Linked DNA regions of Homo sapiens: all the other regions are linked to region 1. Evidence: chromatin loops called from intact Hi-C (ENCODE). Cell type or tissue: Calu3. All regions are shown on one strand. Region 1 holds the start of EPCART (ERG-positive prostate cancer associated androgen responsive transcript). Region 2 overlaps UBE2E3 (ubiquitin conjugating enzyme E2 E3). Region 3 overlaps UBE2E3 (ubiquitin conjugating enzyme E2 E3). Region 4 overlaps CERKL (CERK like autophagy regulator). Region 5 has its middle 20 kb from the start of LINC01934. Region 6 overlaps ITGA4 (integrin subunit alpha 4). Region 7 overlaps SCHLAP1 (SWI/SNF complex antagonist associated with prostate cancer 1).

The links. Peaks named below come from ENCODE experiments on the same cell type or tissue, not always from the same donor. Only the 100,000 strongest peaks of a DNase experiment are listed, where the experiment ranks them.
Region 2: it touches region 1 in a loop (6-fold over the local background); 26 of 110 quality-filtered maps call a loop at or near these places.
Region 3: it touches region 1 in a loop (12-fold over the local background); 58 of 110 quality-filtered maps call a loop at or near these places.
Region 4: it touches region 1 in a loop (3-fold over the local background); 7 of 110 quality-filtered maps call a loop at or near these places.
Region 5: it touches region 1 in a loop (7-fold over the local background); 6 of 110 quality-filtered maps call a loop at or near these places.
Region 6: it touches region 1 in a loop (7-fold over the local background); 49 of 110 quality-filtered maps call a loop at or near these places.
Region 7: it touches region 1 in a loop (2.5-fold over the local background); 3 of 110 quality-filtered maps call a loop at or near these places.

The regions. Positions count from the first base shown.
Region 1 is chr2:180,123,713-180,127,712 of GRCh38, forward strand. It overlaps EPCART (ERG-positive prostate cancer associated androgen responsive transcript), which reads right to left and starts at 1,482. Exons shown (of 4, transcript XR_923634.3): 1 at 968-1,482. In Calu3, CTCF peaks have their summits at 800 and 2,001; DNase peaks (open chromatin) are centred at 749 and 2,009.
Region 2 is chr2:180,982,024-180,986,023 of GRCh38, forward strand. It overlaps UBE2E3 (ubiquitin conjugating enzyme E2 E3), which reads left to right. Exons shown (of 6, transcript NM_006357.4): 2 at 1-213; 3 at 2,020-2,070. The coding sequence starts at 20. Among named protein-coding and RNA genes, the nearest start is that of UBE2E3-DT, 3.0 kb to the left of the region's middle. In Calu3, a CTCF peak has its summit at 2,038; a DNase peak (open chromatin) is centred at 1,918.
Region 3 is chr2:181,056,830-181,060,829 of GRCh38, forward strand. UBE2E3 (ubiquitin conjugating enzyme E2 E3) reads left to right here. Exons shown (of 6, transcript NM_006357.4): 4 at 864-996; 5 at 3,836-3,983. Among named protein-coding and RNA genes, the nearest start is that of LINC01934, 65 kb to the right of the region's middle. In Calu3, a CTCF peak has its summit at 1,995 (motif pointing left); a DNase peak (open chromatin) is centred at 2,012.
Region 4 is chr2:181,570,939-181,574,938 of GRCh38, forward strand. It overlaps CERKL (CERK like autophagy regulator), which reads right to left. Exons shown (of 13, transcript NM_201548.5): 3 at 2,815-2,946. Among named protein-coding and RNA genes, the nearest start is that of CERKL, 84 kb to the right of the region's middle. In Calu3, CTCF peaks have their summits at 863 and 2,408 (motif pointing right); a DNase peak (open chromatin) is centred at 2,403.
Region 5 is chr2:181,102,302-181,106,301 of GRCh38, forward strand. No RefSeq gene overlaps it. Among named protein-coding and RNA genes, the nearest start is that of LINC01934, 20 kb to the right of the region's middle. In Calu3, a CTCF peak has its summit at 2,407 (motif pointing right); a DNase peak (open chromatin) is centred at 2,420.
Region 6 is chr2:181,465,167-181,469,166 of GRCh38, forward strand. All of the region lies in intron 2 of ITGA4 (integrin subunit alpha 4), which reads left to right. Among named protein-coding and RNA genes, the nearest start is that of ITGA4, 9.8 kb to the left of the region's middle. In Calu3, a CTCF peak has its summit at 1,692 (motif pointing left); a DNase peak (open chromatin) is centred at 1,675.
Region 7 is chr2:180,752,326-180,756,325 of GRCh38, forward strand. All of the region lies in intron 3 of SCHLAP1 (SWI/SNF complex antagonist associated with prostate cancer 1), which reads left to right. Among named protein-coding and RNA genes, the nearest start is that of SCHLAP1, 62 kb to the left of the region's middle. In Calu3, no CTCF peak of the experiment used is centred here; a DNase peak (open chromatin) is centred at 1,966.

The DNA of each region.
Region 1 (4,000 bases):
GTTGACCAATCATATGATTAGAAAAAGAAAATTGCTTCTGATTAATATCCATTGAGTTCAAACCATTTAGTGAAACAGTTACCCTTAAACTATCAGCTCATCTAGAACAGAGTTTTGCAAACAACATTTTGTGGGCCAGTAAAACAGATTTTTAACACCTTGCATTTTTACCTCTCTGATCCCTTCTCAGAACCACCAGCAGATTTGACAACTGTTTTCCTCCTTACTCTGTCTCTTCCTTGACTATACAGTAGAAAATAGAGAATTCAATTTATTCAACTCTTTGTAATGTATGTGGTTATTTGAATCCTGTTGTATTCATACAGAACATGAGCTTTGTTCCTATATTTTCATATAATTGTTAATAAGTTATAAGAAGGTTTGAGGCTGTGGCATATAAACACAGCACATAAACATATATTTCTATATAACATAATCTTCCCACTTTTACTACATATTTTTACTAGACTGTTCTGGAAAAGCTATTTGTACATATTTCTTTGTGCACACAAGTTCCTCAGCTAACGGCTTTGCTCTGTTTTTATAGAACATGTTGTATATGGTTAAAAAATGTCTTTCACATAAGCCACATTTTTCCTGTTTTTGTTTACTTGTCTGTATTGCACCTCAATTAGCAAATCGTGCAGTCTTCTCTCCCTGTCATAATAACATAAACTATCTCCATTTTAGGCTGTTCGATGTAAAACAAAAATCCCCAAATTTCCACTAGATGGTGCTATGAGAATGCAAACTTCTTTGGTCAGGGTATATATAAAATCCTCAGTTATTGCAGCCTGTTATTTTGGCTTGTGAAACAGGTCTGCCCCCCACTAAATTAGATGCACAGGGATGATTTAATATTTAGTTAAGAGACGATGCAATATTTCCCACAAGTCTCTGAGGAGCCCAGGCAAAACAATGAAGAGGCATTTTTCGTCTAATCCTCATCCATACCACTTCTTCTTACCTGGCCTTTTTGGTATGCTACTCCATAGATACCTAGGAACAACCCCATAGTGGCAACATCTTTTGACCCCGGTCACTGCCACCGTCTATGGCTTCTTTACCCAGTCTTCCCTCCTTGGCTGGAGGGGGCTAATGGATTTATTACATTACTGACTGTCAGCAATTATTTTTTGACAATTTGTTCAGTGGTTTTCAAAGTGTGATTTCCCAGACCAGCAGTGTCATCTGGGAGGTTGTTACAATTGCAAATTCTCAGACTTCAGCTCGGACCTACTGAATTGGATGGGAGTGGAGACCAGCAATCTGCATTTTCACAAACCTCCCCGAGGTGATTCTAATGTGTAGGAAAGTTGAGAACCAGTGTGTTAAATACTTCCTGGGAACAAAACTGCCTTATCCTATTTGGATTAACCTCATTCCTGAAAGCCCTCAAAGAACAACTTTAAAGGTGGATAGGTGGGTGAAGAAATTTTTAAAGGTGTTGCCAGGTACAGTGGCTCACCCCTTTAATCCCAGCACTTTGGGAGGCTGAGTCAGGTGGATCACTTGAGCCCAGGAGTTCAAGACCAGCCTGGGCAGCATGCTGAAACCCTGTCTGTACAAAAACAAACAAACAAAAAATTAGCTGGGCGTGGTGGTGCACGGCTGTCCCAAGCTACTCAGAAGGCTGAGGTAGGAGAATCCGTTGGGCCCGGGAGGTTGAGGCTGCAGTGAGCCAAGATGGCGCCACTGCATTCCACCCTAGGCAACAGAGTGAGACCCTGTCTCAAAAAGGAAAAAAAAGTTTAAGGCGAGCATTTGTTCTACTTGGCCTACTCTGCTTTCCCTTTGGGTTGCTCTGCTCCCCTTGGGCTGCTTTGCTCTCCCTTTGGGTTCTGCCTGTCACTGAGGAGTCCTCACTGCAAAGGAATAGTGAAGCCTGTATCTAATGTGTAAATGTAGGAGAGTATGATTAGTAACTCACTTTTTTTTTTTTTTTTTTTTTAAAGAGATGCCCAGGAAGGCAGCCAGATGGCAGCATCGTTCCTACACTGTCTCTGCACTCCCAAAGGCAGTTTCTGGCCCTTTACTGTAGTCAAAGGAGATCGCGTAGCAGCGGTCGTTTATTGGCTAGGCTGTTTGTCTTTTTTCTCTACTGCAGCATGAGTCAGAACCCACAGAGAGAACCAGAGAGGAACAACCCGTTGATTAATGGGTCAGAGAGCTATGTAAGACTGTGATCTCCTATTGTCCCTGTTTCACGGAACAAATGTGGGGGATGCTACAAAGATTCAACACTAGGTAGACATCTAATGAAGCTGGGTTGCCATCAATCAGTTCAAACAGGTGTCTGGAATAGCTGTGTCTTCTGTCTTTTGATAAACACTGAGTACCTGCACATACAATTCCCTGGGAGCTTTTAAATCTCCTGATGCCCAGGCTGCACCCTAGACCAACCACATCAGAATCAGGAGAATGGTTTTAGGGCATCAGTACAGCTTTAAATCTTCCCAGGGGATACTAATGAGCATGAAGGGCTGGGAACCATGATATTAAAGACGTTGAGATGAAATTTGTGGCAAAGTTATTTCAATTGAGAAACCTGGGTTATTGTCTTATACCGTACTGTCAATTTCAACAGTGGAGTTTGTTGTTTTGGCCAGTTTTGATCTTGGCAAGTTTCGATATTCGAAATGGATTTTGTTGTATGACAGAAGGGGGCATCATCTCCTCTCCACCCCACACCACCTCCTTCTCTCTTTCCCCCTCCTCCTTCTCACTTGTTGTTCTGTTTTGTGTTTTGTTTTGTTTTGGAGGGGTGAAGACTGAAAATTTAAAACTGTGGCTACAAAATGGGCATATTACTGCTACTTAAAAGAAAAATTCTGACCAAAAATATATAGTCAATATTCTGAGTTTAAAATATTCTAAACTGTAAAAACCTTCTGTTTTTGCCTTCTGCCACATGTTCTTAGGTACCCTCAGGCTACAGTCCTTATTTTAAAGGATATGATAGTAAGAAAGTTACATCAGCCTTGATGAAAAGCTGTGAATTTAATCTTAGGAGCTCACACTGACTAGAGAGAATGAAAACATTCTATCATAATTGCTTGAAAAACTGTAGAACTACTCACTAGAGTTGGATATTGGTCTATAACCAAAACTCCTTTTGTATGGAACAAAGTGAGTTTCATGAAACTCTTTGTAAAAGATTTTCTTTATCCTGGAAAATCCTATATGTTTCCATGTAAAATTCTTAATAATAGGTAGAATGAAAGCTGGAGGGAAATATAATTGTGACATGTGAAGTATGAAATATACTTCAACTTAGTATAGAAGTATAGGCTTAATTCTTTGCACCAAGGGGCATCTAGAAACCATCTCCAGAAGCTTTCGGTGATACCTTATTAATCCTTCTCTAGGTGTACCACTTAGGAAATGTAAATGGTACTAAAAGAAATAATTTGTTAGGTCCTTAATCCCACAAAAGTTGATTAAGTCATTGTCTGTGAATAAAGACTAGGTGAGAAAATTGGGAGCTTTGGGAAAAGGGAGCCCAAGGAAAAAGTGGAACAGGCTGGAAAAAAAGGAAAGTGAATTAAAGAATAGGGAATCAGATTTCTTTTCCATTTTGACTTAAGGATATGTCAGGGCCAAAACTATAGAAATTTGAAATTGGTTCATTTAGAGGATCAATGCTCTTTTTTCAAGTGATTTTTTTCCTAAGTGATTCTTTTCCTAAGCAAGTCACACTGATTTTTTGGTTTCCAAACTCATTGACTTATGGGCAGTTTGGAGAATTAAAAAAAGGTATAGACTACTAAGGCGTCTTGTGTACCAGACAAAGGTTTCTTGGATTCTGAGGATTTATTTCATTACTATAGATATCTCTAAGGCAGCATGACCTATAAATAATTTAGGCAATCTCCTACATATGGAGAAATAATAATTAGGAAGGGGCAAACTTTTGAAATTACAGTTTAGATTTAGTTTAGATTTAAAATTGCACACACAGTCTCCCTAACAAACGTTAAGCACTTCTGTCTGTTGGAGA
Region 2 (4,000 bases), 860 kb after region 1:
AAGAGATAACTTCACCAAGATGTCCAGTGATAGGCAAAGGTCCGATGATGAGAGCCCCAGCACCAGCAGTGGCAGTTCAGATGCGGACCAGCGAGACCCAGCCGCTCCAGAGCCTGAAGAACAAGAGGAAAGAAAACCTTCTGCCACCCAGCAGAAGAAAAACACCAAACTCTCTAGCAAAACCACTGCTAAGTTATCCACTAGTGCTAAAAGGTAATGTGTAAAAGAAGGATCCAGCACACTTTGTCAGGTTGTCTTCCAGGTGGTTGGACGCTTTTGTTGGTTTTACCTCAATAGCAGTAGTTCAGAAATATTTACTTCATTATCAGTTTAATTGTACTTGAATGAGTTGTCATTCTTTAGGTGGTATGTAAGCAACATTACTAGAATTATACTTTTAAGCAAACTTAATTCTGTACTTCGGTAACTTCAGTTAAGAGTGTCCTTGAGTAGAGATTAGACTAACATTCTGACAGATTGTTTAAGGAGTTGGCAAGGAAAATTTGGTGAACCCAAATTAGATGGTACTTTGGGGATGTTCCTTTTATGAGTCATAATCTTCTTTAATGAAATTGACACTTCCAGAGATTAGCAGTGCCTCTCTTCATGAAACTTAATGATCAGAAATGATCATATTTGCTAGAAAATTTGCAAATTCAGGCCTTTGCTATATTTGAAAGCAGATTTAAAATTGTGCTGCAAATCTGCTTACAGTTTTACAAAACATGACTTTCAATCGTATATCACAGGTAACTTTCCTGGTTAAATTATGATTATCCCTTCCTGTGCTTGTGAGGGCAAATCAAACTGAAAAGTAGCCCTTTACAATTTGAGGTGTCACTAGTGATAGAAAACTTGCATTGTCCTTGGGCCTCTTCACTCTGAAACTTGTGGATGTGCTTGACAAGTTAATACTCAACAGCAGGAGAAACATATTTAATTGGATGTAAGTGAAAGATCATTTGTTTCCTATTGATTGATGTTTTCTGATGGAGAAAAAAAGATTCTGTCAATGAGACTCTTATCAGTGGTAGTAGTAGTGGAATATCCACAAACTCTAGTAATTATACATAAAATGTATAATGTTTACAGCATTAACCAATTTTGACATTTTGTTAATTTTTATTGATAACTAAAGGAAAAAGAATATAAAAACTGATCAAATATTGCATTCTGTGGTGATTCATAAATACTCATATTTTTCTATGGATTTTCACCCTTATTGTCTCAGTAATGAAGTATTAATAACTTGATAATATTTTTGAATGGCAGCAGTCTTTGACATAATTTAAAATTCTCAATTTGGTATAGTGTTGATGCGGAACATATTAGACACATCTAAAGTTTTGAAATCATCTTAAATTTGAATCAAATCAGAGAACTGCTTTTCTCCCCCTTAACTCAGGCCTATGTATTTTCTCCTCTTTCTCTCAATGTTTATTAAATTTAAGTGCTGTACCTAAAATCAGGGAAAACAGAAATGGTTAAATTAGAATGTCAAGTAGTCTTTGAAAGTTTTTCACAAGTAAAGATATTTGTAAATTTTAAACTTTTTTTTTGACAGATAAAATATTGTCAGAACTGTTAATGTGCTCTTGCAGTAGCCTGTTAATTTTTACCTCAGTAAAAGTCACTTCAAGTCCTTGTCAAATATTCCAGTGCTTTCCCTCCTCCCTTTTTGTCTCATTTGCATATAAGCTTGAAAAGAGAATTTCTTTGGTAAAAAGTGTTTTGAAATAGATATTATATTCTTTACTGAGTACTAGTGGATGAGTATTTCTCCAATCAAGTGTAAATGACTTACTTGTTTGCAGCAGCAAGTGAGAAAAAAAGCTGCAAAGTTTCTGTTAAGGGATTTGGGTTATGCCTCTGAGAACAAAGAGGAAGCAGCCATGTTAGCATTACTGAAGGCAGAGCCAGCCTTGCATTTAACTGCATGGTGGTAGAGGGCAGTGTAATTCCCTGGTTATTCTGTAGACTATATCAAATCCTTTTTGTCTCTTCTCATTTCACTAACAGAATTCAGAAGGAGCTAGCTGAAATAACCCTTGATCCTCCTCCTAATTGCAGGTAAGAAATGAATTTTGTTGTTTTGGTTTCAAATTGTGGAAAAATACCAAGAGATTGATGTATTGTCTGGATATGTGTGCAGCAGAGGAGACAACATTTGCTTCTTTACAGCTTTGCAAGTGCATTAAACAAAAATTGTAGAAGGTGAACTAGATAAAATTGGGAGAAAAAATACTTTTTAGCATAAGTATACATTGTGGATTTATGAATATACTGATTTTGTGCTTCTGATATTCATATGAATGGTGCTGATTTTTGTTCTGATGTATTTCTGTAGAGGGTGTTTTTTCAGAAGTATACTGAAGAAACTTCTAAAATTTTGCTAAGCTTTAAAGTTACTGCTTGTGTGTGCAATCTGAACTGACCTTCCACATTTAGAAATTGCTGAATGTGGTGTTACAAAATGTAAATGCAGTAAATAAGCATATAGTTGGTTCTGTTTGATTTATTCAGTTACTAGCCTTAAGGACAAATTTTATGGGCTAAGCTAATGGTTTTAGTGGTCGTTTTCTACAGAATGCATTGTTGGAATTATTTACGTTTTAAGCAAATGTCCTAATTGCTTGGGAACATTTTTAGTAATTTTGGTGGTTGGAATATGTGTATGAAAAGCAGTAAATGAATTGGAATTGTGGGAATTCATTTTAGTGGAACTCAGGTAGATGAATTTAAGATTATTGGTTGGTATAAGATACATTAAAAGTAGCTGGTTGATTATTTTTTCTCTAATAATTTTTTTCATTTCATTTGTATAGCGCTCTATTCTTTTTTTAATGACTATGGCTTACAAAATTGAACACGCATAGAAAACAATATTGTAGATAGTTTGTGAAGAGATATGTGCTCAATAATGCGAGTGGCTGCAAGGAATTAGGCAGTTTTATGGTTTGATAGGACAATGTTTTCATGTTTAACCTGTATTTTTGCTACAAGTTGTATTCACTTGGGATGATCAGACCCTGTCTCTGAAGTCTGCTTGTGATATAATAGGGTATAATCCAGTTGCTTCTTATTGTGTATGTTAACTGGATCCTCAGATAAGGTGATTTGATCCTGATTTATCCGATGAATGAACAGTTTGCTTGTATTTGTAATTTCAGTTCAAACAGGAAACATGAATGTAAACTAATTTTAAGGAGATGGTGGTATGTGAGATCTCAAAGTATTACTTAAGAGCTATGCTGTCCGGTAATGTAGCCACTTGCCACATGTGGCTATTGGCCTCTTCAGTTGTGGCTAGTCCAAAATGAGATGTGCTATAAGGGTAAAATTTATACACATTGGATTTTAAAAACTTAGTACAACAAAAGGATGTATAATACTGCATTGACTTAAAAAAAGTTCATTAATATTAAAATAATATTTTGGATATATTTGGCTATATAAAATGTTAAAATTAATTTCACTTTTTTACTATGTTAATATGTTATTAGAATATTTAAAATTACGTATGTGACTTGCATTGTATTTCTATTGAACAGTGCCGCTTTAGAGAACAAGTAAATGAAAGTATTTTCCCTCCAGCCTTCTAAATGGTGTGTCAAATCTGTAGCCATTTAGGGAGGTCAAGTTAAATTTGCTCCCTGGAAGAATCACTTAACTTGCAGAGTGTATTCTGATATTTCCCATTATGAAAAATGTAAAGATCTATCAATTCAGAACTCTTAAATGTTTTAAAATTGCATGTAGGGTCAAACATTTTTAAAGGTTTCTGTTGATTGTCTGCAAATGAAACAAACTAATGTACGTGCATAAATCTAGAGAGCCTAGTAGACATGTATTAAGTGCCCTCAGAGCAATAGCCTAGTGTTGCAGTTGCCAAAGAAATCTACTTTACATGTTTAACTCCGGAATGTTTCCTCAAGGTCACTGAGGATTATTTTAGAGGGAGTAGAATCTTTCAATGAGATAGGAGGTTTCACTTGTCTTT
Region 3 (4,000 bases), 930 kb after region 1:
GAAAATTGGATAGCAGTTTGTCTGGATGATGAAACTTAACATCACCAATGAGGTACAGGTAGGTGCTGTGTGCCTCCAAATGTGATACCATGAGAAGGACACATACTATTTCAGCCAGACACCTACTATTTCAGCCAGAAATGCGTTACATGAATCAAATCATGAGGAAACATGGCAAGCTCAAAATGATGAGCATTTTTTAAAAAAGAAGACTAGATTCTGCAAAAAACGTTAATGTTATAAAAGTTAAAGAAAGGCGGAAAGGACCCATATTAAAGGAGAATAAAGACACAGGAAATAACGTGGTTCCAAGACTGGGTCCTGCATCGGAGAAAAATTAATTTTTTAAAAGGGTATTACCGAATCAGTTGACAACATTATAATACAAATTGTACTTTAAAGAATTGTATTAATGTATTTACTGAAATTGTAACTGTATTGTAATTTATAGGAGATTGTTTTTAGGAAATGCACACTGACATGTTTATGGGGAAAAGGCCGTGTGCAACTTTCAGGTGACTCAGAAAAAAGTATGTCTCTATGCATGCTTGCAGGTTTAGAGGGGTGTGTGTTTCGGGAGAGAGAGGAGCAAATGGGGCAGAGCAGAATGCTAATGGAGACTGGGTAAAGTTATACCAATTTTCTTTGTACTTTTCTTGCATTTCCTCTGTAAGTTTGTAATATTTCCAAGTAAGTTCATACACACATGCACATGCAAACACATTGGGGCTTATTTCTTTTATACTTATTTTACTTCTTATTGCTCTAGATTGCTAATTTACCTTTAACACTTCCCTGGTTTTAGGATATTAACATTCATTGCTAATATATGTACATACTGATTTTTAATTTCTTTTAAATAGTGCTGGGCCTAAAGGAGATAACATTTATGAATGGAGATCAACTATACTTGGTCCACCGGGTTCTGTATATGAAGGTGGTGTGTTTTTTCTGGATATCACATTTTCATCAGATTATCCATTTAAGCCACCAAAGGTAAGAAGCTTGAAGTGCATTCTTTAGTATTTAATCCTTCTCCTCTAAAATCGGTTATTCTAGAACTTAAATGTGTATTGATGCAGTTATTTTGATTTCATTGCTTTTCATGGATTGATATGGAAATTTTCGCATAATCAAGAATTTTAAAACAGTAATTGACTCCTTTCACAAATAATTTGTAATAAACAGAAAGAGTTTAATTCTTAATTGTAAATAAAACTATACCTTGCACATCAATAAAGCAGATAAATTTTATGCTTATGAGGGAGAAGATCCTATGAACCTTCATTAATACCTTAATTAATAATACCTTAATTAACTATTAAGGTATTAATGAAGGTATTAGGATAAAAAGTAAAACTGTTTGACAGCTTCCAGAAATAAGGGTTTAATAATGTGAATTTTGTGCTGAATACCTTTATAGATAAGCAAAAACTTCATAGCCAAGAAGAGGGAAACTAATAATATTTAGTAAACTCATTTTGTACCTTCTGTGGGTATGATGTAGTAGTGGAAGCAGAATGCCTGAGTTTTGTTGGCTCTGAGTTCATTTGAAGTATGAATTAGATGGATAACAGAGAACGGGGTGAGTTGTGCCTTCTAATGACCATCAACTTTGCAAAGCTTAAATATAACAATTACTTGAATGGCTCCCTCCGCTAACTTCTGTTTCTACAATGGTCAAGTCAGCAGGTAAAAACCACTGGAATTAAGCATGAGCATTATTATGCTGTTGTTACAGAGATGTCTGACATAGCAGGGGAAAGTGTATTTTCAAGTCCATAGCCCTTAACTATGGTGAAATGTTTTTCTTTTCCAACATGGTGACTTTTGTTCTCTGTACTTTTAAAAATTTATGTTGCAGTCTATACCATTTAAAATTTATGTAGCCTGTGTGTATATGTATATGTGCACATAAACGGATTTATTTTGTGAATAAAAGAGGGTTATTTCTCAGTAACTTATTGTCTAACAAGGTAACGAGTGCCATCTAGTGGTATTTACCCCAAACCGCAGACACCATTTACTCTCAATTACAGCTGTTAGTGTTTAAAGTGCTTTACCGTGTGGTCCCATCAGCATGTAAGATCTTGAAATTATTTTTGCATATGGGGAAGATTAATTGAAGAAAAAGACTCTTAAGTTTTCCTGGACACCTTTTAATGAAAAACAGAAATTGGCTAATATAAGAATTTCACACTATATAGTACTGTATATGATTTGCCGTAATTTTGATGAATATAATGATTATAAATTTAGCATGTTGGTTTTTTGCTGAAATTGCAATATATCATCTAATTCTTTAGTGTTCACTCTGTTGCTGAGATATACAGTATTAACCATTAAGATCTATAGTTGGACAAATGAAAAATAAGATTTCTGGTATAATCTTGGTATTTGGAACAATTATTTCTCTGCAATGCTAAATCTTTTTGAAGTTTGGAAAAGTTGAGCTTCTTGAAGGATAATAAATATTTAATAGAAATCTGCTCATGAATGCTATTCTGTTCACTAGTTATAGCTGAAAATATATTTGTAAATCACATATGTATTGAGCAGTAACGTCAGTGATCTGAACATAAATTATTTCTATATTCTAGAGCAGCATTAATGGAAATATAGTAAAATCTACATGTATAATTTTAAATTTTCTAATAGCCACATAAAACATAAAACAATTTTAATACTATATTAGTTAACCCAACATATTAAAAATATTGTCATTTCAACATGTAATCCGTGTAAGAGTATTGTTAATGAAATCTTACACATTTTCTTTTTGGTACTAACTCTTTGAAATCTGGTATTTATTTTACACTTCTAGTTCGTCTCAATTCACCTTGCCACAATTTAAGAGCTGTATATGCACATGTAACTAGTATATGCTGTATTGGTCAGAGCAGTTCTAGAGGGGCATACTCTCCTCCTCCCCCACTAAACTAGTGTGTTGGTCCCCTACCCCCTCCCTGTCATGCATTCTTTTCAGGAAGACACTTTTGAGAGCATTTAATGTTTTCCTCCCAGATTCAACTTTTGCGCTCACAGTACACTGCTAGTTTTCAAATGATCAGAAATTTTTTTTTTTCTCGGCAACTCCAATTATGAATTAGCTATCCAATTAGTGTTTGTGATTGTTTTGAGACTTGGCAGTGTTTGTTCTTATGATTTATCTTCTTTTCTCACACATTTCAGGGATATATTAGTTTCCTTTATCCAGTAGCTAAAAACCTTGTTTATTTTATTTTAATATTTTAGCCTAACAAGACAGTGAACCAGCTGTAGAAATAAAAGGCTAAGAAACAGAAAGGCAGGTAGTGTGAATGATTTTACCAACCGTCTTCTAAATCCTCCAGTATTTTCTAACGTTTGGTAAGAAATTAGCTGAATTGATACTGATCTTTTCTAGTAAGAAACTGATGTAACTTTTATGTTTTAAAAAAAAATCTTCATCAGTTCCTCTTACCTTCGGCACCAAAACATTTCTTTTCTTCCTCACTTTCTGTCTTTCTGTATGTATGTGTACACACACAGTTGTATATGCTGTGGATGTGTATGCAAACAGACGTACCCACACACATAGATGGAATTACTGTATCAGTTATTTAAGTATAACTGATCAGTTCCTCACTTTAGTTCTTTCTATACAGGGTAAAAACAAAAAATTTTTTTCAACTGAGTCAAAAGCATTTAATTTTGTTATTAAACCTAATCTAAGTTTAGCTCCAGTCAAATAATTTAGTATCATCTATGATATATTACCCTTCATTTTTTTTTAGTGTTTTAATTGGTAATACAGCATTCATTTTCCTTCTGTTTTTAATGTGACTGTGCTTAGGTTACTTTCCGCACCAGAATCTATCACTGCAACATCAACAGTCAGGGAGTCATCTGTCTGGACATCCTTAAAGACAACTGGAGTCCCGCTTTGACTATTTCAAAGGTTTTGCTGTCTATTTGTTCCCTTTTGACAGACTGCAACCCTGGTAAGCAAATCTTTATT
Region 4 (4,000 bases), 1.4 Mb after region 1:
CATGCAGAAGATATGTCCTCTTTCTGCTTTACTCTTCCATATACTTTCAAATAAAGTACGAATTCGATCTTACTATGACATAATTTTTGAAACTGAAACTAACAGTATTATGACCACCTTTCTGTAGTATAATATACAAAGTTTCAAATATATTATTTCAACTACAAAAATAACACTGTAAGATAGGCAGGAAGACTAAAACTTTTCAAATATTCACAGGTTTATTCAAGAAATATTTTTCATAAATATTGAGCCAATATGCATACTAAAATGGTTTTATAAGCAAATGATGTAATTTTATAAATTTGCCTGTAGGAGGAGTGTTAGGCAGCTAATAATTAGCCATTCTGCACAAATGTAAGTAAATTCTAAATTTGCTTTACGGAATATTCTATTGTTTTATGTTTAAATATGGTACTTAGTAATATTTACAAATTTAGAGAAAAAAATCCTAGAACATAATAGTTTTGTCTCCAATACAATTAAGAAGGAAAGCACATTTAGATGATTTCCTCTGCCTTAGTTCAGGCCTTGTATATCAGTTTTCTTGTCTCCAATCTCTTTTTCTCTCTTCCTTTTTAATTTTAATTCTGCTGGTGGAGTCATCTTTGCCAAACCAGATTGCAACAGTATGATAAAAAAAAATTTACACCAACTGTGGATCAATACACGATGAGTAAACTGCTGAGTGCAGCTTAAGGATCCATCCATAACCTGGAATTATACCTCCTGTAGTATACATTGTTGAGAGCCTTCCTAGAAGTCATTTTGCCCTTTCTTCTCCCTAACAGAATCCAGATTCAGCTGAGGCATTTCAGTCATCAGGAAAAGGGGATCTGTCCTCAGCCCCTGGGAAGAGTCTTGATGGTTAAATAAATGATTATTCCAGATTGACTGCGCTAATACAGTATCTGTGCCCAAACTTAAAAAAGGAAATTTTAATTCATCTTCAGGATTAAAGCATGTTGGGTCTCTCTTGCACACATATGCACACCTCTCCCCATCCCACTGGATATTAATAAGAAAGGATGAAATTCACTGGCAGCTATTTTATGATGATAGAGTAAGATTTCAGATAATGTAAAAACTGAGGAAAGTAGAGCAAAGTTATGGCACAAACTCTCCAGATGTATGGGTGTAACACACATGGACTCTCTCACATACACACACTCTCTCTCTCCGCCCCCCCTCCCAACTTTTACAGTACATGCCTGTTAGCCTGACTTCCTTCCCTCATTTTTTGTCTGCCTCTTAAAAACTGCCTAGTTCAAATGCTTTTCTTGAATCTTCCGATCAAAATATCACCTCTGAGACATCAAAGTTCTTTTATGTATACCCCAGTTATAATGGTTTTAAGCATTTTTTTGAATCTCTAATAATGTAGAAAGTCATCCAAGTATGATAGCTTATTCATCTCGCATCCTGCACTATGTTGAACACAGAGCAAGCATACAATGAGATTCCTGAAGTGAATGCTATATAGCAATATCCATGTTAAGCTGCTTTGTAGTATTCACATGTAAAAGCAATGAACAAAATAGTCATTGAGTATGCCAATATGTTTATTCAACTTTTAATTGTCTCACCCTAATACAAATCTCAAACTTTTCCTTCAGCCAATCTTTGGAAATCTTCAGTAGAAAGAAAACATAAATCTGAATTTTCTCTTTTACTTGTAAATCACCTCTAAATAAGCCGAAGGTCACAAACATAAAGGTTAACTTCTTCACTATAACTTTATTTTAATTCAAAAATTCCTCTTGAGTTTTTCATGGTAGTTTCTCTCGAACCTCTATAGTTATAGGCACATTTCATGGGGGCTGACCTTCCTACAAAACTTGCTTTTTTTTTTTTTTTGAACTTTCTTCTACCTCAATCCATCAGATCACTAGGTGTAGGTTTCAATGATATTATTAACATCTTGAAACTTATCTCCTTTGTTTACAGCTGAGTAAAGCCACATCACTGTGAATCCCTTCCCTAGGAATCTATAACTGGGACTAGGAAGTTCCAATTGCACTCTGGGCTTGTCCCCTGAGTAGGCTTATTTTATAATACTTTTCATCAATTAAAATTTATTGCAAATTTCCACTGTTAGCGAAGCCACATAGAAATAAAGCTAGGAAGGTTGCGATTCTCCATAGCATCGACTCTTCTACTCAGTTCCCCACCATACGAAAATAAGTCTCAAAGAAACAAAGAAATGTGACTACCAAATTAAAAAAATCAAAAAGGATATTACTAATCATCTATTAAGTTTAGCATTAACAAGTTTCTATTTTCCTTGGCACAAACCTAAGTACATTTCTTAGTTTAGACAACAAATTTAAGCTTCTAGCATCTCTAAATTCATCTATTAATAAAACCAGCAGTTCAGTGCTTAGTTTTGACCTAACCACCAGGGGTCAGAGTCAGAACGAAAACAACCCAAGGAAGAATTCCATGGAAAGACATCAACTATATAAGTGAGCAAAAAATCAATTTCTTGCCTAACTGCAAAATTAACGTGTAAGTAGCAAACATCTCCATGAAGATGTAAACAAGTATACAGCTTCCTTTGTAATTATATCTAACAATTGTTTAAGTCTGAAAAAATATCTGAAAAAATTCTAAAGAGAAAATATTAATATTCTAATAAAAATAACAAAAATAATTAAATTATAACCCTCGAGCTGGCTGCAGTAGGTTATGAAGACGTAAAAATGCTATAGATATTACAAGTAGTTTCCCAAGTTTGCATTAAGGACAAATTCAGATTATTTTGCTTTTGTATGTTTTTGTAGATGGTGAAATTATATTCTGAAAATTACTTACTTGTTACATCAGTTTTTATTCCTGCAAGCTTCAACAGAGGTTCAACCTTCTCATAATAAACCTGGGTAGCTTCTTTTTTGTGACTTTGGGGGTTAAGGAGTATTTTTAATGACTTCGGTCTGTTTGGAAAGCCTAAGAAGAAATTTTAAAGACAAAGTTGTAAAGTCCTTGTCATCATTTTTTTTCTTTCCCTTTAAAATGACACACAAGTCTGTTAGAATGTTATATGCATTTAAATAGTATTTGCTATTTTTATTTGAAATTCTTGCAAGAGTATTCTGAATATAACTTTATTTGAAAACATTTTCCTAGCTGTGAAATAGGTATATCCCTCTTAAAATAAATCATGAGTTAGAACAATATATTTAATTTATGAAGGAAGATGCAAAAAAAAGAGGCAACTTTGTGAATATTAGGCAGTGCTATGTGTATTTACCAAACCACAATATATCAAATGTTCTTTTAGCATTTGTTTCTGGAAAAAAAGCAATGGACTGTAACAAATAGAAGGGTACATTTCCTCTCCTTAGCTAAATGTGCTCATTATTGGAATTGGGCACCCCAGTGACCCCAGGGCTACCAACGCCTGACCTACTGATGAGTCCAGTGCAGAACAGAGGAAGCAGGGATGGGTCAGTGTCAGTACCAAGTGCAGTGCATGCTGGGAGTTAAAAAGAGGGTTTCGGTCAGAGTTCAAGCCTGAAAAGGGGCCAGGGGAGAAAGAACTCTTTTGGGAATTGGGAAAGCAACGCCTCTCAGCAGGGATTCAATGATAGTGCTGCCTCACAGTTGGGGCTGAGATTTGATACTACAATTTTCTGGGCTTGCAAGATGCTTATCTCTTCGAACCCAGTTGGAGCAGGTGCAAAGCAAATTTTCTGTTGTTAGGAAGGGGCAGGAGGGACTGAGGAGCAAAAAGAAAGCTGACAACCGTTTCTTTTACGGTAAGCTGCTCTCAGAGGGCCACGTTTAAAGATTAAACAAGCAGTTATTAACATCTATTTTTAATAAAAACCATTACTAAAAAGACAAGTGAAAATTGTCCACTACAAGAAGTCAGTGTTTCATACATCAAGTAGAGAGAATATTTTACTTCTCATTATATTTGATACAATAAAGTATTTCAACAGGACATACTGTTTTGATTTTAGGGAGAGTTTTAGACGAGGAAGAGATAGGGTCATGA
Region 5 (4,000 bases), 980 kb after region 1:
AAATGTTTAAAATCATATTTAAAATAGTATGTAAATTAAATCAGAAGTAAGTTTGCTATGATGTTTTTCAGTGTCAATGCTTATGCTTGTGAGCATCGATGCAATTTTGTCCAAAAGCTAGCTATGAGGATGAACCAAGGACCAACCTCGTCATGAGAATATCTCATTTTGCAATATTACTTCTTAGACACATGTTCTTCCCAATGCCTTTGCCCAAACAGAACCTGCTCACTTCTGATTAGTGAATAGTCTACATTATTCAATAATATTTTCAATATCTCAAATACTGAGTTCACAGCATGTGTTAATTAAGGACATCTTTTAACCTCAGTAGAATATAATATTGATTTCATGCCTGGTTCCAAACAACTATCTATTTGTAGTTAATAAGTTTTTTACATATCATTTAAGAACTTTTTATAGAATTTAGCACCTGGAAAAGTGGCATTGCTTATATTGACCTTTAAAACACTGAATAATATGAATATCAACAAATGAAGAAAATAGGCATATCAGTAGTAGAAAGTTTTTATCAGGGCATGAAACAAAAATCAAGTATTCCAACGTATTTTTCTTGTATTAGGGAGCTGCAGATATACTGCCTTTTCTGTGCCTCACCCATGCTGGGCTTCCTTTGGTGATCTTGCATGCCTGCTCCAGTCCCATTAGGTCGGTTTCTTCAGGTCGCATGAGCCAAAAACCGTTGAATTTTTTCCTCTACAACCCTATTTTACAGCTTCCCCTGAGTACTCAAGGTTTTCTCTAGGACTTCTCAGATACGTTCTTTTTTTAAGGCTTAAAGACTAATAAAAAATAAAGAACTACTAAATCAGGAGTACAAAAATAATGCTTTATGTTAAGTGTTTTGACAGATGAACATTTTAACACAAAATTTTACAATGGACCCTTTTCTTCTCCTAGACCTATCTGCCTCTCCCTGTGGCAATGGGTGCAATCTCTTTTAGAAGATTAAGGCTGAAGTCTAAAAACACAATCCTTTGTGAAAGTTGAGGCTGGGTTCACAAGGTCCCAATCCCATTCCCCTTCCTCCTCCTCCAGGGCATAAAGAGACACTGCCCTTTATGCATTCCCTACTTCTTTTCATCTCCTAATAGTTCTCAACTTTTCTACCTTTGGACATCTGGGCATCAACTAATGCTGTCTCCAATGTACTTACGGTTCAGCCAGGAGCACAGAGAGCCTGAGCTATTCCGACTGTCTTCTTGAGAATAGTCCTCAACCCAGGCCTGTAGAACTTGTCAAAGTATGAGAGAGAAATGGTTTTAGTATTTTATTACTTTAATTTCTGCTTTTTTACAATAATTTCTCCCTTTAAACTACTGCATTTCTTTTGACAGAGAAAGAGTGAAGCTCCTATTTCTGTTATATTTATAATAAATTTACATTCACATTAAATGTGACAAATATTTCTTTAAATGGAAAATTTGGAGGGTGGTTTTTTTGATTTATAAAATCCACAGAGAAAAGATTTGTTAAATAATGTGCCAGTTTTTAGATTTAAAATTTATTTAATTTAATTTAATATATTAAATTTTATTTAATTTTAAATAAATTTAAAAAACATAATCCTTTGTAATTGTGATTTAAAATTTATTTAATTTTAAATAAGTAACACATTCACATGGTTTAAACTACAAAACTACAAAATGTCTCCCTTACACCTTAGCTTCCAACTCACCTAATTCTCCTCTGTTGAGGTAATCTTTTCAGCTTCTTGTCTATCCCTCCAGAGATACTGTACACATATAAAAGAAAATATATATCATTATACAAGTGGTAGGTCCCAAAACATGATTACACATCTTGCTTTTTCTTCCACTTTAGCCAAATGTCTTAGAGACTGTTCCATAGCAAGACATAAATATTCACTTCATTTTTACTTATGAATTACCATAATTTATATAAATAGCTCTACTGATCAATAATGAGTCTCTTAAAAAATAATGGTATAATCTTGTACTTATATCAGGTCACACACAGGAAAATACAGCTGTAGGTTCTCTAGTGTAAAATACATCTCTAGAAATTCAACTCCTTTTTTTAAAAAAAATCAGGGAGTTGTTATATCGACTATAGAATTTTCATGTACTTAATAAATGTGTAAAGAGAAATGGTTTTAAACGGTGTTTTAATTCAAATTGGTAACATGCTATGAATTTTATGAGGAAGTAGATCTTAAGATATGAAAATTATATGTGTACTTCTTTTTGCTTTTGTTTGTTAGTTTTTATTTTCTCCTCCTTTTTTTCCTTTTTATTTTCATGGTCTTCTCTTTTTCTTTCCTCCCGCCTTTCTTACTTTTCCTCCGCTCTCCCTTCCTTCCCTCTTCTTTCCTTCTATTTGGTTTCTATCAATGGTCAGATTGAGAGCCGTGTAACCACTAGGTGGTGGTACAAGAACATAGGGAGAAGTATTTTTGTAAACAGACTGGGAATTTGTTTTGATTTCCTACTCAGTTTTTAAATTGCTATACCCTTGGGCCCTTAAATACCTCCTAAGGGATGCCATTGTGATTGCTGTTTAGTAGTTGAGCCAACATAAAATTGATGTTGAGCTTTACAACAGCTGTTATAGACCACTTTATGTTGATGCTGAAGCTTTTTAAAAATGCTGCTTGCATGAAAACGTTAACTCTTCGGTAGGAATCTGTTAAGTTTTCGGAGAGATTCGAAGGCCTTGCTTATATTTCTGGCTGATTTACAGATCTTACAATGTTGCAGTTGAGACTACTTAGAATATATACTCCTGCTTTATTTAGCTGACTGAATTTTCAGTAAAGACATGACAGTTTCCTAGCTACTTTCTATGGAAATGACAAAAGGCAGCTGCCCACTATGATTTTACCTTATTGACTGCAATTCAGTGTTTATGCACAACCTTGTGACATTGATCTTCATCTTAATGGCTAAAATATATTTTTTAAATGTTTTGAAATTTGAGATAAAAATATTTTTCTGTATATGAATTACCTTAATTTTTGGAAATGTACCTTTTCTCTTTTAATATTCTGAATATGTGCTTAGAAATTTTGGATCAGTTAATTCTCTTTAAACCACAGAAGAAAGTAATCCAGTATCAATATTGAAGAATCTTTGCTTACATTAGAACTGTATGATCATTTCAACACTTAAACTCTGCTGAAATTCTGTTTAATGCATTTAGTACAAGAGTGTGGTTGTAGTTATCCTGTAAAACATTCTTCTCAGAGCTGGCACACGTTCTACACTTATGTAGTGTCCTTGTTGGATTTGTAGAAACGGATCTACGAGGGCTCCCCTGCTTTGTCTTAGCATTTTTATGTCAACTTGAAAATCCCTATCTTTCTAAGAAGTAACCTTACAACAAGGTACTTACTGATTTACTTGGATGAGTCAGTTATTTTTGGATAAGTGTTGATGCATATCACCTCATTCTCATAGGGATTGAGGGTTCTACATACCATTTTTATTAGCATTCCCTGGGTTAGAAAATACTGTTGGCATTTTAGCTAAGTTGTCTTACAGGTTTTGATGATAATAGGGCTTTCTTACCATTTAACTTGTAGTCTTCCTAATGAAATTCTATGATTTGGTATCTTTTAACATTAAACTTGAAGACTTCATTTAAGGCATTTGGTGTTTAACTAAAAGCAAAATGGCTTCTTTGTACCTGTTTACACATTAGGAAAAAAAACAAAAAATGAGCACAGACTCCAACTCCATGGAAGAACACTGTTAAAAGAAGCATCTCTTAGATGATGAAAGCATTATAGCACTGTTCCAGTAAATAGCACCAACTGCAGCTGATTCTTTGGTTTTATTAGGAAAGATAGCACATTTTGTGATCTGCAACGTTTAAATCAATTGAACTATAGTGAAATCTCTCCCCTGAAATATCTATTACACAGCTTGCAACCTTTTGTTTAAGAGATTAAGTTTGCATCTCCTCATATTATCTCCTTGTAATTGGAAAACTTTCATTTTGACAGAGAAAATGTGCC
Region 6 (4,000 bases), 1.3 Mb after region 1:
GTCTGTTTTCTTGCGGAAGTTTTCTAGAAGTCATTAGACTACAATCATTTTGTCTGCCAGTCATTGTCAATATCACATTTTATCCTTTAAACTCTGCCCAGAGAAACGTCCTTTGATATCTGTAACTCCTCATCTCATTCTGATCCTCTATTGGCCAGGATAATATGATACATTCCTCACTGGTTTTTCTCATGTATTTTTAAGCCTTCCTATCTTCCTGACCTCCTTTAATTCTTTCATTGCTGTCTTTTTTTCTTTTTCTTTTTCAACCATCCTACCCTGTGGATTCCAAAACCAAGCATGGAACTTTAATACTGACCACCAAGCATATTTCCCTGGAGTATTTTCTGTTTACATTTTTGTATTTTCTTGTTTCAAAGATAGACAAAGTGGCATCCACACATTAGTGATTGTTTTTCAAATGAATTTTTAAATCCAAGAGATTAATTGAAAACCATGGAGGTTCAGAATTTTCTTTCCTTATTTTCTAATGTTAGAGGTTTAAATATGCTCTTTTAATAGGTTGTTTCAGAATAGTATAGGTTTATTCAAAATGTCCATAGTTGAAAATAATGGAAAAGTACTAACAACTAATTGTCTGGCAGCATCAGATGGTGGTTGATAGTGTGAGTTTTAATCCCTTCCTTCCCCACTTACAAGTGGTGTGACCTTGGGCAAGTGCTTAGTCATCCCTTGTTTCAGATTCTGCATCCATAAAATTGGGATGATAATAGTATTGTCTACTTCATAGGGATGTTATGAAAAGTGAGTTAATACATGTCTTTGCATGTATTAAAACTGTGGTACGTAGTAAGCATGCAATAAGTATTAGTAATTAGAGACTAACTTTCCCTCTTTAAATTATGCTTACAAAATGTATCAGCTGGGGCACATTTTTCAGCTTTAGTTATTAAAAAGACTTGCGTACGTTTTCTGTGGGATTTTGAAGAAGTCCTGGCAGAGACCCCAAACCTAAAATCAAACCCAGAAGTGACCTAGTTGTTAGAGTTCTGAGGCCTCATGATGACTCAGGATCAGCCCAGATTTATAAAATTGCAACCATAAAGCTTGGCACTACTCTCTGGGGACATTTACCTCTTGAACTCTTTCTAAATAGAATAGAATAAGATAAAAAAAAATAGCTGAAATAACTGGCTTTTTCAGGACTACAATTATATAAACTGTTTCTCACATAAATTGAGCATGATTATTGGCCATTGTGAGATTTTATTTAGGCAATATGAAAAGATGACATTTAAACACATTTTTTTAAAAAAACATACTTTGAGAATGGTTTCCAACTTTGATGTTTTGCTCTTTTGACTCTTATTCTCCACTAGACTAGCTGGAGGAAAAGAGTTCTAGAAGTTTGGTACTTTTATGTCCTGTATCACCTCTAAAACCCAAGGATATTTTACTTTCCATCACCCAAAATTATTTTTATTGTAGAATTCATAAACATCATTATCTTTTAGAAACATTGCCACCAGGTTTAACTAGATGTGTGAAAAGAGTACATAGTTTAATATAGTCAATTATTATATGAATTAGTATTAATGGATTTAGTAAGTATTAGGACTTAAAAGGAAAAACTAAATTAAGGGGCCATTTTAATTAAAAAGCTAAAGACTGCTGATCAATTCTTGCAGCATTGTGAGCGCCCTCTGCTGGCTCAGTTCAAAGCACCATAATGCACGTACCCTGAGGAGCAGAGGCATTGATTATTTATTGACCACCTACTAGGTGCCAGGCATTCTTGCATACACAAGCATAAGTTTTCTGTCATCCTCATAGCCCTGCAATGGTAAATTTTGTCATGTTCTCATATTTGAATTGATTTTCTCACTTTTAATATATTTTTCCTAATCTGAAGTTATGTGAGTGAAGGGATTATATACTTTAATTATTGCTTTTATAAAAAATATCTTGAATGAATGACTCTTTATAAAATATGGAATTGGAACAAGGGTCATTCATGTTTTAGGATTAAGAAAAACTTTAGAGTGGAACAATTTGAAATGTATGGGTTTTGTCTTACAATGGAATAGAGCTTCAGCTTAAAAAAAAAAGACAGTTGGTGGAAGGTAAGGGCTTTTACTGCTTTTCTGAAACTTCACATCACATCATGAGTTTTGAAAGATCAGGTAAGTATATATGTTGTCTTAGTAGCCAGAAAGCCAGACTGAGAGCCCCAGTCAAATGTCTGAATTGGTGGGGAAGTGACAGTACGATGACGCAGGTAGATAAAGCAGGCATTTACTTGCATTAGAAAGTCCCAAGCTCTCCTAGCCAAAAAGTATTTCACTAGCACTGTCAAAAGTTATATAGAAAGAAGACCTTAGAGTCTGACCTTTTCCCTGGTCCTTCTTTCTTTAGTGGAAATGCCAAAATACTGAGAACCATTCTAAATGGAGGAAAAGAGCAGGGCAAGATAGGGAACAAGTAAGTGACCTTTTTCTTGAACAAGTGAAAGTCGATTGTACAGTCTGTGGGCATATTTGCTATATTTTATATATTTTCAGCTAAAAGCTTCAGAAAGTGGAATAGATTTCAGTTAATTCATATGTCTGGAATATTTCTAGAGTTCTATGCTATAGAGTGAAATAACTTAGAGATCAAAGATGCTATTTTTTAATTCTAATCTTTCCACTTACGGATTTGGGCAAGTTATTTGATTCCTTTAAGACTCAATTTTCTCTTCTGTAGGGTAGGATTAATAATACAGCAATCCTCTGCTACTACTGTGGGTGTAAAATGAGTTAATGTGTATGATTACAGTTCCCCAATAATGATATGCCACATATATTTTATGAGCCAGGTTATATGCTGCATTGCATGTGCAGCTTAATATGCTTACATTAATCTTTAATATGATGATGCCAATGGCAACTAACATTTGCATGTTTTCGCTGCCAGGCTGTCATCCAAGCACGTCACACATATCTCATTTACTCCACAGTCCTTGCAGAAACCCTCGGAGATAGGCATCTTCTGAGGACCCCAGCTGATTCTGTCTTAAGTCATCCCACTCACAAATCATCCTTTGTAAAGATCTTCAAACTCAGAGACTGTTTCCTTTCAGACCATCTGTTACTGTCTTAAAATTGAAGAAAATAATATTTTGGAAGAGAAGTAGGGGAGAATCATAGTAAAGAGAAAAGACCTCTCCAAAGCTTAGATCTCTGAGAGTTTGGTGATAATTATGCAGTAGTACATTCTAGTAAAGGATTTTTTTGTGGTGATATAATGTATTTCAAAATTCCCTCCCTCATACATACTGAGTTCCTGCCTACTGCATGTAAGGCACTATCTTGAGCTGTGGGAATGCTGCTGTCAACAAAAGTCAATCTGCCCTCATGGAGGTGACATACAAGGTCAAATATCTAATCTCCCATAGTCCCTGTCACACTTGGAGCAATGACACTAAAACTGGTGATATGAATAAGAATGAAAGGGGGAGGAGTAAAGAATGTATTTAACTAGCTTTGTAGTATTTCTTTGATCAAAATTCCTGTTCATTTGCATTTATATACACATTTATATATGCTGATACACATCAGTAGGAAGAAATAAACTGTAGTAAGCATGCATTTTTACATTTTCTTTCCCAAATTAAAAAAAATAGGAAAGAGAAAGGCTTAAAAGGAGATGGTTTTTAATGTGGCTTTGTTTTTTAAATATCTAGTGGAAAAATGCATTCAACTGTGGAAAGAATTAGTCATTCTAGTTGTTTAAAAGCAGGGAAAATTATCACCATGTTAATTTCTGCTGACCTCTTTTATGTTAAACCATGTAAAGTACTTTTTCAATTATGGAGCTGATTTGATTTACTAAGAGTTTAGATGAGTAATTTATGAACTGAATTGAAAACCAGATTATAAATCACTTCAGCCTGACATTTGGATAAAATATAATCTGAGGTTGTTTATGGTGTTCTGTCAGAGAAATTCATGAGAATTAGCTCTCATGGCAGTTCTAATAATCGTCATTTTTGACCAAC
Region 7 (4,000 bases), 630 kb after region 1:
GTTCTAGAGATCTGGATTTTGTTGATATGGAGGATTACATCAATAGATTTGCAAATGTTAGGCCAGCCTTGCACTCTTAGTATAAAGTCTACTCAGTCATGGTGTGTAATTCTTTTTAGATATTTCTGAATCTGTTTGTTAATATTTTGTCAAGGATTTTTGTGGTGATATTTATGAGGGATATTGGTCTCTATGGTGTCTTTTGTTTTATTTTTGTATTTTCTTTGCCTCATTTGGTATCAGGTTAATACTGGTCTCATAACATGAGTTGGGAAGTATTATATTCCCTCCCCTTCTGTGTTCTGAAGGAGACTACGTAGACTTGACATTAATCCTTCTCTAAATGTTTAGTAGAATTCTCCATTGGAACCATTTTGTTCTGGAGATATGTTTTCAGGAGCTATCAAATTATATGTTCAATTTCTTCAATGCCTGTATGGCTATTGAGATTATCTGTTTTATCTTAGTTGAATTTTGTCAGTTTGTAGTTTTCAAGGAATTAGTGTAATTCTTCTAGGTTATTGAATTAATGAGCATAAAATTATTTATAATATTTCCTTATTATCCTTTTAATGTTAAGGTGCAAAATCTGTAGTAATTTTTTTTTTTCTCGCTCTGTCACCCAGGCTAGATTTCAGAAGTGCTGTCTTGGCTCACTGCAGCCTCACCCCCCTGGGCTGCAGCGATCCTCCTGCCTCAGCCTCTCATGTATCTGGGACCACACCCCACACCTATCTATTTTATTTATTTATTTGGAAGACAAGTTCTCACTTTGTTGCCCAGGCTGGTCTCAAACTCCTGGGCTCAAGCGACCCTCTCACCTTGGCCTCCCAAAGTATTGGGATTACAGGCATGAGCCACTACACCAAGGCTTGTAGGGATTCTTTTTAATGAAGTAAATTTTACAAAAGTAAATGCACAGATATAAAAAGCACATTTTGATGTGTTTTAACAAATATAAACCCATATAACTGCCACACAAATCAAAATGAAGAATTGAAATTTCCTTAACCTCCTTGTCAGCCAATAACCCTTACAGCTAAAGAAACCAATGCCATGATTTCCGTCACTCCAGAACAGATGTTTTAGGGCCCTCCAGAGAAACAGAACCAATCGAATATATAAATATACATATAGAAGAGAAGATGTATTATGGGAATTGATTCACGTGATTATGGAGGTAGAGAAGTTCCACAATATGCCATCTGCAAGCTGGAGAACCAGGAAAGCCCATAGTGTGATTCAGTCTGATTCCAAAAGCTTGAGAACTACAGGAGCAGATGGTGTGACTCTCAGTACAAGACGCAAAGCCTGAGAGCCTGGGGAACTCCTGATTTAAGACCAAGAAGTCAAAGATGAAAGGAGTTGGGTGGTGCAATTTTCAGAATCCAAAGGCCAGAGAACCTGAAGTTCTAACGTCCAAGGGCAGAAGAAGATGGGTGTCCAGCTCCAGAAAAGAGCAAATTTGCCCTTTCTCTGTGTTTTTGTCCTATCAGAGCCCTGAGGGATTGGATGATGTCTGCCTACATTGGTGAGGGTGGATCTTCTTTACTGGATCTACCGAATTGAATGCTAATCTCTTCTGGAGACATCTCACAGAAATACAGTCAGAGGTCACTTAACAATGAAAATATATTCTGAGAAATGTGTCATTAGGTGATGTTTTTTATTGTGCAAGCATCATAGAGTGTACTTACCCAAACCTAAATGATACAGCCTGCTACACACCTAAGCTGTATGGTGTAGTCTGTTGTTCCTGGGCTACAAATCTATGTAGCGTGTTACTATACTGAATACCGTAGGCAATTGTAACACAATGGTAAGTATTTGTGTATATAAATATATCTAAGCATAGAAAAGTTATAGTAAAAATATACTACAATTGATTTTTTTTAATGGTCCACCCATGTAGGGCACTTACATGAATGGAGAATGCAGGGCTGGAAGTTGCTCTGGGTGAGTCAATGAGGAAGTGGTGAGTGACTGTGTAGGCCTAGGACATTACTGTACATACTGGAGACTTCATAAACACTGTACACTTAGGCTACACTAAACTTAATTTTTTTTTAATTTGGCTGGGTGTGGTGGCTAACAGCTGTAATCTTAACACTGGGAGGCCAAGGCAAGAGGGTCACTTGAGCCCAGAAATTCAAGACCAGCCTGGGAAGCATAGCAAAACTCTGTCTCTGCAAAAAATTTAAAAATTAGCTGGGCATAATGGTGTGCACCTGTGGTCTCAGCTACTTGGGAGGCGAGGCCAAAGGATCCCTTGAGCCTGGAAGGTCAAGGCTGCAGTGAGCTGTGTTTGTACTAGTGCACTTCAGCCTGGATGACAGAGCAAGATCCTGTCTCAAAAAAAAAAAAATTATTTCTTCGATAATAAATTAATTTTAACTTACTGTAACTTTTTTACTTCATTAAATTTTACACTTTTAAACTTTTTGACTATTTTATAATAAAATTTAGCTTAAAATACAAACACATTGTACAACTATACAAAATAATTTTTCTTTATATCCTTATTCTATAAGCTTTTCTCTATTTTTAATTTTTTTGTTTTATTTTATTTTTTATTTAAAAATTAAGACACAAAAATACACATTAGCCTAGGCCTACAAAGGATCAGGATCATCAATATTACTGTCGTCCTCCTCCACATCTTGTTCCACTGGAAGGTTTTCAGGGACAATGATATGCATGGAGCTGTCATCTGCTGTGCTAACAATGCCTTCTTCTGGAATGCCTCCTGAAGTATTTGTCTAAGGCTCTTCTTGAGGAGGTGTCACTCTTTTCACAAATATGTCCATGGTGGTTTGCTTGTTTTTTTTTTGTTTGTTTGTTTTTTAACATCATGAAATTGCCTGTAATCAGATAATGCACCACGAGCATTTCTTTCTACTAGTGGAAATATTTCATTGTTGGGTATATGTTTTCAAAATTTTTAAGAAGCTTATTGAGGTTTGCAAAAGCTTCTGCTAAGCCCTTCACTGTGAATTTTTGGGAGTATTTGTCTTCTATAGTTCCCTTTTCTCTTGTCTCTTCTTCAGCTACGCATTCCTGTTCTATTTCCAATGATTCCTCATTAGTCAATTCCTCAGGAATCACCTCTAGGAGTTCTTCAATGTCATCTTCATCCACACCTGGTTAACGTTGTTTGCCATATCAATCACAACCCTGTTGATTTTTGCAACCTCTTCATCCTTAGCAAATCCTGTGAAGTCATGGATGACTCTTCAGTGTCTTCTTCCAGATACAATTCATACACCCCACGGCAACATCACCCCAAGTCCAAACAAGGTTCATGATGCAGTCACAGATGTTGTCTTTCCACAATTTCAGTGTCTTCCTCAGTTGCAGCAATAGCCTAAACTAAGGTCCTCCATAGGTTGTAGGCCTTAAAAGCTGTTATAACTTCTTGATCTATTTATTGAATCAAAGAGGTGATGTTTGGAGAGAGAAACACCACTTTGATGTTGGGATGAAGCTCACCAGTAAAAGGAGGATGTGCAAGAGCATTATCAACAATGAACAAAACCTTGAAAAATATCTTATTCTCCAAACAGTACTTCTCCATTTCACTGGCATAGCAATTGAGGAGGGCATTGGAAGAGGAGCTGGGCTGTCCATGACTTCTCATATTGCTCTTGTAGTACACTGGCCTGTGTACTTATTGATATAAGTACAATATTAAAATAAATACAATGTGTGCACTTATTGATGTGCTGGAAGGCCCTGGGGTTCTCACTGTGCCAAATCACAAAGAGTTTCAATTTATAGGCTATAGCATTGCTCCCAAGTGGGACTGTTATACTGTCCTTATGAACCTTGAAACCTGGCATTTGTTTGGCCTCCTTGTGGGTGAAAGCTCTTCAAGCATTCATTTCCAGAATGGAAAGGTTTCATCTGTATTAAAAATGTGCTTGAGCAAGTATTAGGTTGGTGCAAAAGTAATTCCGGTTTTTGCCATTATGGCAAAAACCGGAATTACTTTTGCACCAAC